Regions from separate parts of the Homo sapiens genome. Here region 1 is linked to region 2. A link is a loop called in an ENCODE intact Hi-C map of the cell type or tissue named here. Cell type or tissue: CD14-positive monocyte. All regions are shown on one strand. Links, peaks and the distances in the headings refer to the core of each region. The heading gives the core; the rest is flanking DNA.

Evidence for each region. Peaks named below come from ENCODE experiments on the same cell type or tissue, not always from the same donor. Only the 100,000 strongest peaks of a DNase experiment are listed, where the experiment ranks them.
Region 1: it touches region 2 in a loop (2.3-fold over the local background); 1 of 110 quality-filtered maps calls a loop at or near these places.

What each region holds. Positions count from the first base shown.
Region 1 is chr2:134,584,163-134,589,541 of GRCh38, forward strand. All of the region lies in intron 2 of TMEM163 (transmembrane protein 163), which reads right to left. Among named protein-coding and RNA genes, the nearest start is that of TMEM163, 130 kb to the right of the region's middle. In CD14-positive monocyte, for the core only: no CTCF peak of the experiment used is centred there; a DNase peak (open chromatin) is centred at 2,419.
Region 2 is chr2:134,861,988-134,867,366 of GRCh38, forward strand. ACMSD (aminocarboxymuconate semialdehyde decarboxylase) reads left to right here. Exons shown (of 10, transcript NM_138326.3): 4 at 1-31; 5 at 1,408-1,644. It overlaps CCNT2-AS1 (CCNT2 antisense RNA 1), which reads right to left. Exons shown (of 5, transcript NR_036549.1): 5 at 4,646-5,379. Among named protein-coding and RNA genes, the nearest start is that of MIR5590, 6.9 kb to the left of the region's middle. In CD14-positive monocyte, for the core only: no CTCF peak of the experiment used is centred there; no DNase peak of the experiment used is centred there.

The DNA of each region.
Region 1 (5,379 bases), core at 131-5,130, 280 kb before region 2:
CTCCAGGATAAAGTCATATTTTGGATGCCCTAATTGATATCCAAGTATAATTTCTCAACTGCTGCCAGCAGCAGAACTAAGGAACAATGAAAAACCTTGAAATGAAGAACATAAACAGATCACGCTGCCAAGAGACGGCTGCATCAGGGAAGGGCAGCAGCCTCTAGCAAAAACCACAGACTCACTGCCCAGCCATGGTGTCTGAAGCAACATCCACAAAAGCATGTGTGCACTAAGATCCTACAAGGCAGAGGTCATGGAATGAATGTCCAGAGATCATTATGTAGGATAGCCAGGTGGCCTATATGCCTGCTCTATGGTCACCCATGTGAAAAATCACAGGTGAAAAACCCCTCCCCATTAACTAAGTTCCAGGCAAGGCACAATCCTCAATGTTTGTTTGGAAGATAAAGTACCCAGAAACGTAAGTTTCTTGACCATTGCATTTTAGAAGACCTCTCTGAAATTTCTAGTAAAAAAAAAAAAAAAAAAGTACAAAGGCATGTGATAAAGACTCGAGACTCTTGCTAAAGAAATAAGAGAGTCTGGGTGGCCAGAGAGTCTGGGTGGCAACTTTTACCGGATTCAGACACAAATGTTCATTCAAATTATCTATAATGTGAAAGTATCCACAATGTGCCAGGTACTAAGCTTAGCATGTAAACTTAGAGTAGTATTTCCATTTCTAGCTAAGGAACATGAGGCTCACCAAAGGCAATGACTTGTCCAGAATCAAAGAGCTGGTAAGCAGCAGAGTCCAATGCCCAGCTCCAGACCCAGCACCAGTGACCTGCCAACTACTCCACAGACACTTCAGGGACAGGACACTTCATGGATGCCTGGGTATTCTTCATATAGAACTTGAGAGGCCCCTAAACTGTGAGCTCTGCCTGCAGACATTTCATTCTCTTATAACTATGTCACATGTAGAGATCTTTATTAAATCTAACCATCACATTTCAACCCCACCTGGAAACAGGGACAGAAAGAGATGGCAACCTCGTCCTCTTTTTTCTTTTTTAGAGACAGGGTCTCACTGTGTTGTCCAAGCCAGATTCAAACTCCTGGGCTCAAGTGATCCTCCCACCTCAGCCTCCTGAGTAGCTGGGACTATGGGACTACAGGCACAGAGTCTGGCTACCTCACACTCTGGACCTAATAGATTCTCAAGTGATGGCTGCAAATAGAACCATCTAGTAAAACCTTTAGGCAAGTTATTTAATCTCTCTGTTCCTCCATTTCCTCTTAGAGGGTTGTTGTGAGAATCAAATGAGTTAATACATTAAAAATACCTGGAATGGCCGAGTGGGGTGGCTCACGCCTGTAATCCAGCACTTTGGGAGGCCGAGGCGGGCAGATTACGAGGTCAAGAGATAGAGACCATCCTGGCTAACACAGTGAAACCCCGTCTCTACTAAAAATACAAAAAATTAGCCGGGCGCGGTGGCGGGCACCTGTAGTCCCAGCTACTAGGGAGGCTGAAGCAGGAGGATGGCGTGAACCCGGGAGGCGGAGCTTGCAGTGAGTCTAGATCGCGCCACTGCACTCCAGCCTGGGCGACAGAGCGAGACTCCGTCTCAAAAAAAAAAAAAATACCTGGAAGAGTGCCTGGCACAGAGTCCATGCTCAATGAATGTTAGCTGTTATTATCAATATTTCTTATAAACATAAAGCAAAATTGGAATATTTAATTAACAAATAGTCATGTGAAGAACCAGTTGCTTCTTCAAATATTTATTAAATATAAAAGCCAACATTTTAGTATAAATGCCTTATAGTATATGTTCCTCCCAGGGAAGATTTTTGTGCATGGACTTAAGACTTTTTGAAAGAAGAGCCCAACAAAGTCTGGAATGAAGAGCAAGCAAGGCTCTAAGGACCACAAAACAGTGTTCAAAGTTTGGGTCATCAATTCTAAGATGTTTTACAGTTGAGTCAAGATACATATATGACACTGAAATTCTTCGGATGGCACCTGTTGGAGAAATGGCTGTTTCCAGGGCAATTTCCTTTTCTTTAGTGATTCCTTAATCTCAGGCCAAGCTTGTATTAGTTGGCAAGGGCTGCCAAAACAAAGTAACACAAACTAGGTGGCTTAACCAGGAGAACTTTATTGTCTGAGTTCTAGAGGCTAGAAGTCTAAAATCAAGGTGTGAGCACCATTGGTTCCTTCTACAGGCTGCAGAGGAAACTGGCCCCAGCCCTCTCTCTAGCTGCTGGTGGTTTGCTGGCAAACTTTGGCATTCCTTGGCTTCTGCTGCATCACGCTGATCACTGCCTCCATTTTCACGTGGCATTCTCTTTGCGTGCGTATCTGTGTCCACATTTCCCCTTTTCATAAGGACGCTAGTCATGTTGCATTAGGTCCCACCATACTCCAGCATGACCTCATCTTAACTCATTAATTACATCTGCAACAATCTTATTTCCAAAGGAAGTCACATTCTGAGATACTGGGAGTTAGGACTTCAACATGAGAATTTTGGAGGGACACAATTCAACCCATGACAGAGCTGTTGACAGAATCCAGGCCTCGTCAGCCAGGGCTGCAGTGGGATTGGTGCAACAGCAGCAGAACTCCTGGCCCAGTCACGAGACGGCAGGAAGCACCAGTGTGGGCTGTTATTGACATCTGTAATTAACCACAGAAATGTAGCAAGTGGCAGAGGTTATTAGAGCAAGCCATCTTAAGTCAAGCATCACCTATATTTGTTAATTCAATCCACCAGAAAAACCCCAAAGGCTCCTATTATCCTTTCCACACCAGTAAGCTGTAGACAGAGTACACTTCCTTTCCCATGAAACCTGGGCAAAATGAGAAGGGGAAACAGGGGTCTAATTAGGGTAAATCTTGGACTTAAGATCTCATCTGTGAGTCCTGAGAAGCCATGGCCTTTAAAGTCCTGAAAAAAAAATGGCTTAAATAAAAGGTCTACCCTCAACTTTGAACCAAAGTACCACCCCTTGGCAGGGCATAGTGGCTCACGCCTGTAATCCCAGCACTTTGGGAGGCCGAGTTGGGAGGATCACCTGAGGTCAGGAGTTCGAGACCAACCTGGCCAACATGGTGAGGCCCCGCTTCTACTAAAAATACAAAAAATTAGCTAGGTATGGTGGCACATGCCTGTAATCCTGGCTACTAGGGAGTGTGAGGCAGGAGAATTGCTTGAACCTAGGAGGCAGAGGTTGCAGTGAGCCAAAATACGCCATTGCACTCCAGCCTGGGTGACAGAGCGGGACTCTGTCAAAACAAACAAAGAAAAAAACAAAGTATCACCCCCGTGTGAGAAGCTAGGCTGAGAACACCATCCACAGAAAACCTGAACGCAGCAGGCCTCAGTCCCCAAGGCCAGCCTTTGTGCCTGTCTTCCTGCACGTCCAGGTCAAAGGCCTAAGAAGACACAAGAGAACCCAGACACGTGGTTCAATCACACAGTCAGGGCATCAAGAAACTCTGTCTCCTAACTGTTCTAAAACTAAGACTCTAAGACTCTCAATAAGAAAGCAGTTCCTTAACCAAAGAGATCCAAAGGCTTCTGGCTGATGGGATTCTTTTTGTAGGTAACAAAGATGCAGTTTATCCACACAATGTGGAAAACCTGGAAGGCTCCAGAGATATCCTCCTGGGCACTGACAAGAAGGTATTCAAACAAATAACAAGAAGGGATGCACTTCAAATCCAATTACTGCAGAGTGTTTATATTTAATCTACTTTTAGGAGGAAAGCAACTTCACAGTGCTCCCTGTTGTGTAGTATGAAAAATAATCCAGGCAGTTACAACCTCTCTATAAATCACCACATCCAAAGGGAAGGAAAATGTTACAGAAGGCCAGAGAAAATGTAAATGTGAGTCCTTTCAACATCAGCCAGGTTCCTACCCAACTTGTAACATCTCCATAAGCCAAAGTCTACTTACCCTGTGGTCCTACAATTGGCATTTTTGGAACCAAGAGAATTCACCACGTGAATGTGGGAACTATTGGTATCGTTCCAAAAATCCCACTCCTGGTAGAGCTGTGAGCAGATCCTGGAGAATCAGCCAGGCCACAGTCCTGGAAAGCTGCTAAGTTGTTAATGGAATTAACCATTCTCTGGCAACTCCAAAAGAAAACAGTGAGTCAGACAATAAGAAAGGAGGGAAAGGGGAAGGAGATGAATGATTCTGCAATAAAGCCATCGTCCACCACTGCTAAGCTATGCCAATCACACCTTGTCACATCATCATTCATGACAGAGAAGCAAAGTCAAACAGAAAAGACAATTATCACCTTGGGGTCCAATCAGCAGTTCCTAAACCCGATGAAACTGGAGTGGCATGGGCAGTAAGAGAGAAGACAAGGTCATCCCTGGGGACAAGGAGAGGGCACTGAACCAGCATGTGCCATTAACCAAGGCACATGCTCTCTCATGTGCCTTGAGACTCTCTCCAGAGGGACAGTCTTGCATTCACACATTTATTAGATGCCTGCTCTATACAAAGAACAAATGCTAGATGGGGTAAGAGGAAACTAATAGGAGGTATGCATGGACCCTGACCCCTACAAACTCATTCCAGTAAGGCAATGTACACAATGAAAGGTTTGCCTCTCACAGGAGAACAAGGGCCATAGCATTTATTCTTTGATCATGTCAGAATCAAGAAGGGCTACATGGAAGGATGGCAAGTAAACAGGCAAAACGTTGGGGGGGGAAGAGGCCATTCGGTGGGGAGGAAGAGGACCAGTTAGACCAAAGTGTAGAGTTCATGAAGAGCAGCAAACAAAGGAGTAGGGGCTTTCTTTAGTAGGAAATGGGGGACATTTCACATTAGAGGGAATAGGCGATACCCCTCAAAAAGTTTATTGTCCAGCAATGCCAAAGATAAATAGGAAGAGACAAAGGTCAAAGGCAGAGTATAACTATGAGGCTACTGCAATAGTCCATGCACAAGGTCATGACATCCAGAAGTGAGAGGCAGCAGAAAGAAGGGACTGAGGTAAGCTCTGAGGTACAGGTAGAATACACAGGACCCAGGCACTGAAAAGGGAATGAGAGAAGGTAATGTTCAAGAAAGAGGTCAAAATTCAAAGAAGAATTGTTAAAGGCATTTGAACCAGAGCAACTCCATCTTGAATAGGGGCTGGGAAAAATAAGGCTGAGACCCACTGGGCTGCATTCCCAGGAGGTTAGGCATTCTTAGTCACTGGATGAGATGGGAGGTTGGCACAAGATATAGGTCACAAAGACCTTGCTGATAAAACAGGATGCAGTAAAGAAGCCAGCCAGAACCTACCAAAACCAAGAAGGCGATGAAAGTGACCTCTGGTCGTCCTCACTGCTCATTATACACTAATTATAATGTTTTAGTATGCTAAAAGACACTCCCACCAGCACCATGA
Region 2 (5,379 bases), core at 220-5,219:
TTCCACAGTTCCTGTCATGTTTAGCTACTGGGTGAGTGTGAAACCTCAAGCCATCTCCTTGGTGTTGAAGGTTCGTGTTGAGCTCCCAAAAAGTGAACAGATGCCTCAAGTTTGGACACCAGTACCACTAACTGCCCCCAACAACTGTCCTCCCCTTTAGCGATCAGCAGGGTCCCCTCTCAGGCCTGTCTTCTTAGCCATGTCTTTGCTCCAGTACGGTAGCCAGTAGTCACATGTTGCTATGTGACTTGCATTATAGTTTCACTGTACAGTGGTACTAGACCAGCCTTAATCTCCACCAGAACTTACCTGTCTGGTGACTCATTCCTGCAATGCCTTGCCGGGGAACTGACAAGCTAATATCTTCTGAGACGAGAATGATTTTGAGGTAGGAATAATAATCATGACCTAATATATCACCTCTCCAAGGGAAAAACACAATTCAGAAGGGTAATCCTGAAGTGGGATGCCCTTTCCCAAGTGAATAAATCTCAAGCACTAAAAGTTTCAGGCATGATTTCCAGCCTGTGGAGGAAAATTTTTGTACGTAGCCGGGAATGTGCTAGTCCCTGCTCATCCAAGCAGATACTCACTCTCGTGATTTAAGGAGCAGTGGAAATATCACCTGTTCATACATACTTCCGTGATCTGTGTTCATAAATCCAGTATTAGTGAGTGACTCAGTCTTTGCCTGTTCCTGCGATTGCATTCACTACTTAAAAGTGCCCTGAGACCTCAAAATGCCTGAATTTATCAGATTGGCTACCACTCTGATTAGACAACTGAGGCTGCAGGAGAGGACCAGATTCCTGGCAGTGGGCAGTGGGGTGACAGAGGAAAGTAAACAGTGAAGAAGGGAGCATTAGGAAAACCAACAGTAAACTTCAACTGCCTCAGCATTTTGCCAAGGACAGCCCTGAATGTCACAGCCAACAAGAAGGACAGAGAGGAGGACAGGCAGGGGCAGGACAAGTCAGTGAGCCAGCCTGGCGGCCCTCAATGGGGCATGACAAGGAGGTGCCTTGATGGTGGCCTGGGGCCCTTGGCCAGGCCCGACCTCCTGGGAGGTAGGGGGGCATTAAGATCTTTCTGCAGTTGGCAGTGGCCCATGCTCATTCCATCTCTAGTGTTGGGATACCATGCCAGTAATTGTGTTCTTCCCTTCTGATTCTGGCCTCAATTTTTCCAATGAATCAGCAATATACCTGCAGTTTTCTTTGCTTTACAAAGATTGGCTTCTCGGTTGTCTGTGGCCAGCACCTTTCCCAATCTGTGCCTCTGTTTTCTGATGTGGTAAAGCCACTGAAAATGACAAATATTATAGCCATGAGGAGGCACTGTTCAGAGTGAATGTCTAAAAGAAGTAGGTTTTCAACAATGCGGTTTTCCCTTTCCTGTCTCCACCAGGCCAAACCTGAGGACACTTTAAACCTGTGCCAGCTTTTAAACAACGACCTTGCCAGCACCGTTGTGAGCTACCCCAGGAGGTTCGTGGGTCTGGGGACGTTGCCCATGCAGGCCCCTGAGCTGGCGGTCAAGGAGATGGAGCGCTGTGTGAAAGAGCTGGGCTTTCCCGGGGTCCAAATTGGCACCCACGTCAACGAGTGGGACCTGAACGCGCAGGAGCTCTTTCCTGTCTATGCGGTGAGTAGCGGGGCTGCTCAGCCAACGCCAGCCGCCCAGTGCCTGGGCCGGGGGCACCGCTGGGTGCTGGCAGGGAGGAGGTGAAGCGTCACCCCACTGGGAGGGGAGAGCGGTGTCCACGACTTGTTTGATGTAGGTAGAAGGTGTGGAAATAGCCCCCGCAAAGGAGTGGGCCATTCCAAAGAGGAACTGGTGGAAGGGTTCCTAGGCCAGCACTGAGTTAACAGTGAAATCTCTTTTCTTTCCATCCCCCTTGCCCTCCTTTTAATCTTTCACTTGGAAGACAAAATACCCTCTTTACAGCCACTGTGCAAAAGAATCGTGTTAATGACATACAAATATATATATATATTTTGGCCAGGTGCAGCAGCTCACACCTGTAATCCCAGCACTTCGGGAGGCCCAGGTGGGCGGATCACTTGAGGCCAGAAGTTCGAGGCCAGCCTGACCAACATAGCAAAACCCCATCTCTACTAAAAATACAAAAAAATTAGCCAGGCGTAGTGCCACACCCCTGTAATCCCAGCTACTTGGGAGGCTGAGGCATGAGAGTATCTTCAACCCAGGAGACAGGTTGCAGTGAGCCAAGACTGTGCCACTGCACTCTAGTCTGGGTAAGAGAGCAAGACTCCATCTCAAAAAAAAAAAAAAATCTGCTTTGGAAAAAAAATACTAAACATTTTTCAAAATTATGAAATAATTTGGAAGAAATTATCGAAAATACAGAAAAGTATAAAGATGATAACAAACATTACCCATAATCCAGCCTCCCAAAGATGAGTAGCCACTGTTACCATACATAGTTACTTTCTTGATATACATATATCTATATTTTAATGAACCTGAAATTCTGTTACACATGTGATTTTGTATGCTAATTAAAAATTTCCAACATAAGTGAAAATTCTTTTAATGCACGATTTTTAAATAACTGCAGAATATTCCAATATATGGCTATGCTTTGATTTATTTAACCAATCTGTAATTAAGATATTTTTAAGTCATATATTTTGGAAATGTACTTTAAAATACCTAATAAAAAATAATACCATGAAAATGTTAACATTTGATGAAACTAGGTGGTGGGTATAGGGATGCTCATTGTGTTATTGTTTATACTTTCTATACTTAAAATATCTCATGGTAAAATGTATGTTCAAAAATTCAGTGCCATTCATTTCTGAAATATCCAACTTCAAGTGTCCATAGTTCCACAGTCATCTCCATCAGTCTTCTTCTTCCTCCTCCACTTTCAACTCTTTCTATAACCAAACCTTCTCATCTCAGTACCAGGATTCATGATGCATAATTCTTTACTCAATTGCATTTTTTAATTTTTTATTTCCCTCCTAGAATTATAATAATATTGCTTTCTATTATTTTCATTATAAATGCAAAATCTTTAATAATGACTTAAATAGATGTTTGTGGACTCACCAGGCACTGTGACTACTGATCATTTACTCATTTAGTATTTACTGAGGTCTAACTACAGGCAAAAAATTTTCCATGTTTGTATCTATGGCGACTGCCCACCAGTCAGGAGATTGCCTGTTAAATTGCCTTCTAATGACTTGAAAGATTTAATGTTCCTCAATATACTGAACTCCCTGAAGCTTACTGGCTGCAGTGGTTTAGCTGATGCAGTGAATGTTTTCTAGAAACTTTAATGAGCTTTGAAAGAGGATTTATTTACTTATGCATCCAAGTTGTTTCAGCACAGTGTGATCGAGACTTCAGCTGCAAGTCATTTTAGCATTCATTGGATTTGGGTTTATGAATTACTAAGGGACTTAGGAAGCAACAGCAGCCGGTTGAGGTCCACATGGATATTTTCATTTGTGTGACTAGCTCGACCCATCAATCCTTCTAACTGGGCTGTTTTGAGGACATCCAGTCTCTGAAGGGATTCAGGAGCACATCCTGTCCCCAGGTGACTTATGATGTCCTGGGGGTGGCAGCATATTTGTTTGGTTAGCAAGGTTTGCCTGCCTCTCTGCTCTCTAGTTTGCGTCAATAATGTGCTGAAATGAATTATCATGAGCCAGGTTGGCTTTGTCATCTCAAGGTGATCCTGGTACTCCAAAGGTCTAACTGTCCCCTTTATCTCCTAGACCTCCCTTTTTAGTGAGTAAACCCAATCATACATGCTCAGGTCAGTTTTCAGTTGCAAAAACAACTTCGTTATTGGTATAAGGCAGACTGAATGGTAGTGCCAACTGCCCAGCTCCACCATCTATCAGCCACAAGGCCTAAGTAAGTTAGCTTCTATCTGCCTTAGTTTTCTTCTCCATAAAATGAGGGTAGTAAAAGTGCGCATCTCACAAAAAATTAAACTAGTTAATAATTATAAAATTCTTATAACAGCTTGGGCACATAATAAGTTCTCAGTCAATGTTAATTATAATTGTGAGAGTATAACTTCTTTTTCTATTCTCTACAAACCCCACATATAGAAGGAGATCAACAATATGTTAATTTGAACTGAACAGAAATGAGGGTGGGAGGAGGGTGAGGATCAAAAATCTACCTATTGGGTACAATGGTTATTACCTGGGTGATAAAATAATCTGTATGCCAAGCCCCTGTGACATGCAATTTACCTATATAACCAACCTGCACATGTACCCTTAACATAAAAGTTAACAAAAAAATAAAAAGGAAAAATTTTAAAAAGAAAAGAACCACCAGAGGCACATAGAATAAACTTGTATCCAAATGAGGAGTCAAATCCCACTGAGATACCATGACCATGCACCTTTGCCAAACCCAAACCATCCCAAGAGGTCAATATTTTCTTTCCAACAGGCACCTATTATCAGAAACCAATTAGCTTCTCTCTCTTTAAAAGGCTTATATCTCTTCTGCTACCCAAGACCTGTTGAATTAAAAGTCCTTTCTTCAACTTACCCTTTTCCTGACACTTCCAGAATCCCTTGTTGTCCCAGAATTGCTTTTCCATTTTAAAAATGCTTATGTACACAAGTCACATTGCATCAGCCTGGTTAGCACAAACATTTATGTATGAGGGTAGGATGAATCACTCCAGAACCTCAATATATGTGGTGAGGAATTATTCTAAGGGAAATCTCTTTTGAATCTTGACGAGCACTAATATTCAATGCCTGTTGAGGAGACTTCTTTTAATTAAACTTTTTGTTGCATAAAGGTCATTCCATCCAGATGGTATTTCCATTTCTCAGAAGGCCCTGGAGCATGCCTATGACATTCATGTCAGTGCCTGTCTGGCTAAGGCACTGACCTCTTCCATTTCTGAGGTCATCTCACTCACAGCCAACTGTTCAGAGACTCATCTGGGCTTCTGGGGATGGGTGAATGCCTGTAGACCCCAGGGATTCCACCCAGTGCTGGGCTCTGAGTAACCAGGTGGCTTGGGTCAGGCCAGCCAGCCCCAGCCCAGCACTGAGCCTCTGGCTCCAGCACATCACTTCTTCACTTTCCACAAACTCTGGTTTCCAAGTGGGGAAAAGGAGGGGGCACTCTCGCCCTGACTCCAAGGATACAATCTCAGCAGTCCTTCCAAAAGTGTAGACCAAGTAGGAGCCAGAAGGAGCCAAATGTAGGGGAAATTTTCCCCTACATTTCAGCTGTGGGATTAGTCCTTGAGCATTTTGCTGTCAGCCAAAACATTTGAATGATGGATATTTCCTGACGCTTGTTTTACCAGATGATATATTAAGTTCATCAACCTCAATGGTAAATCTACCAACCCCC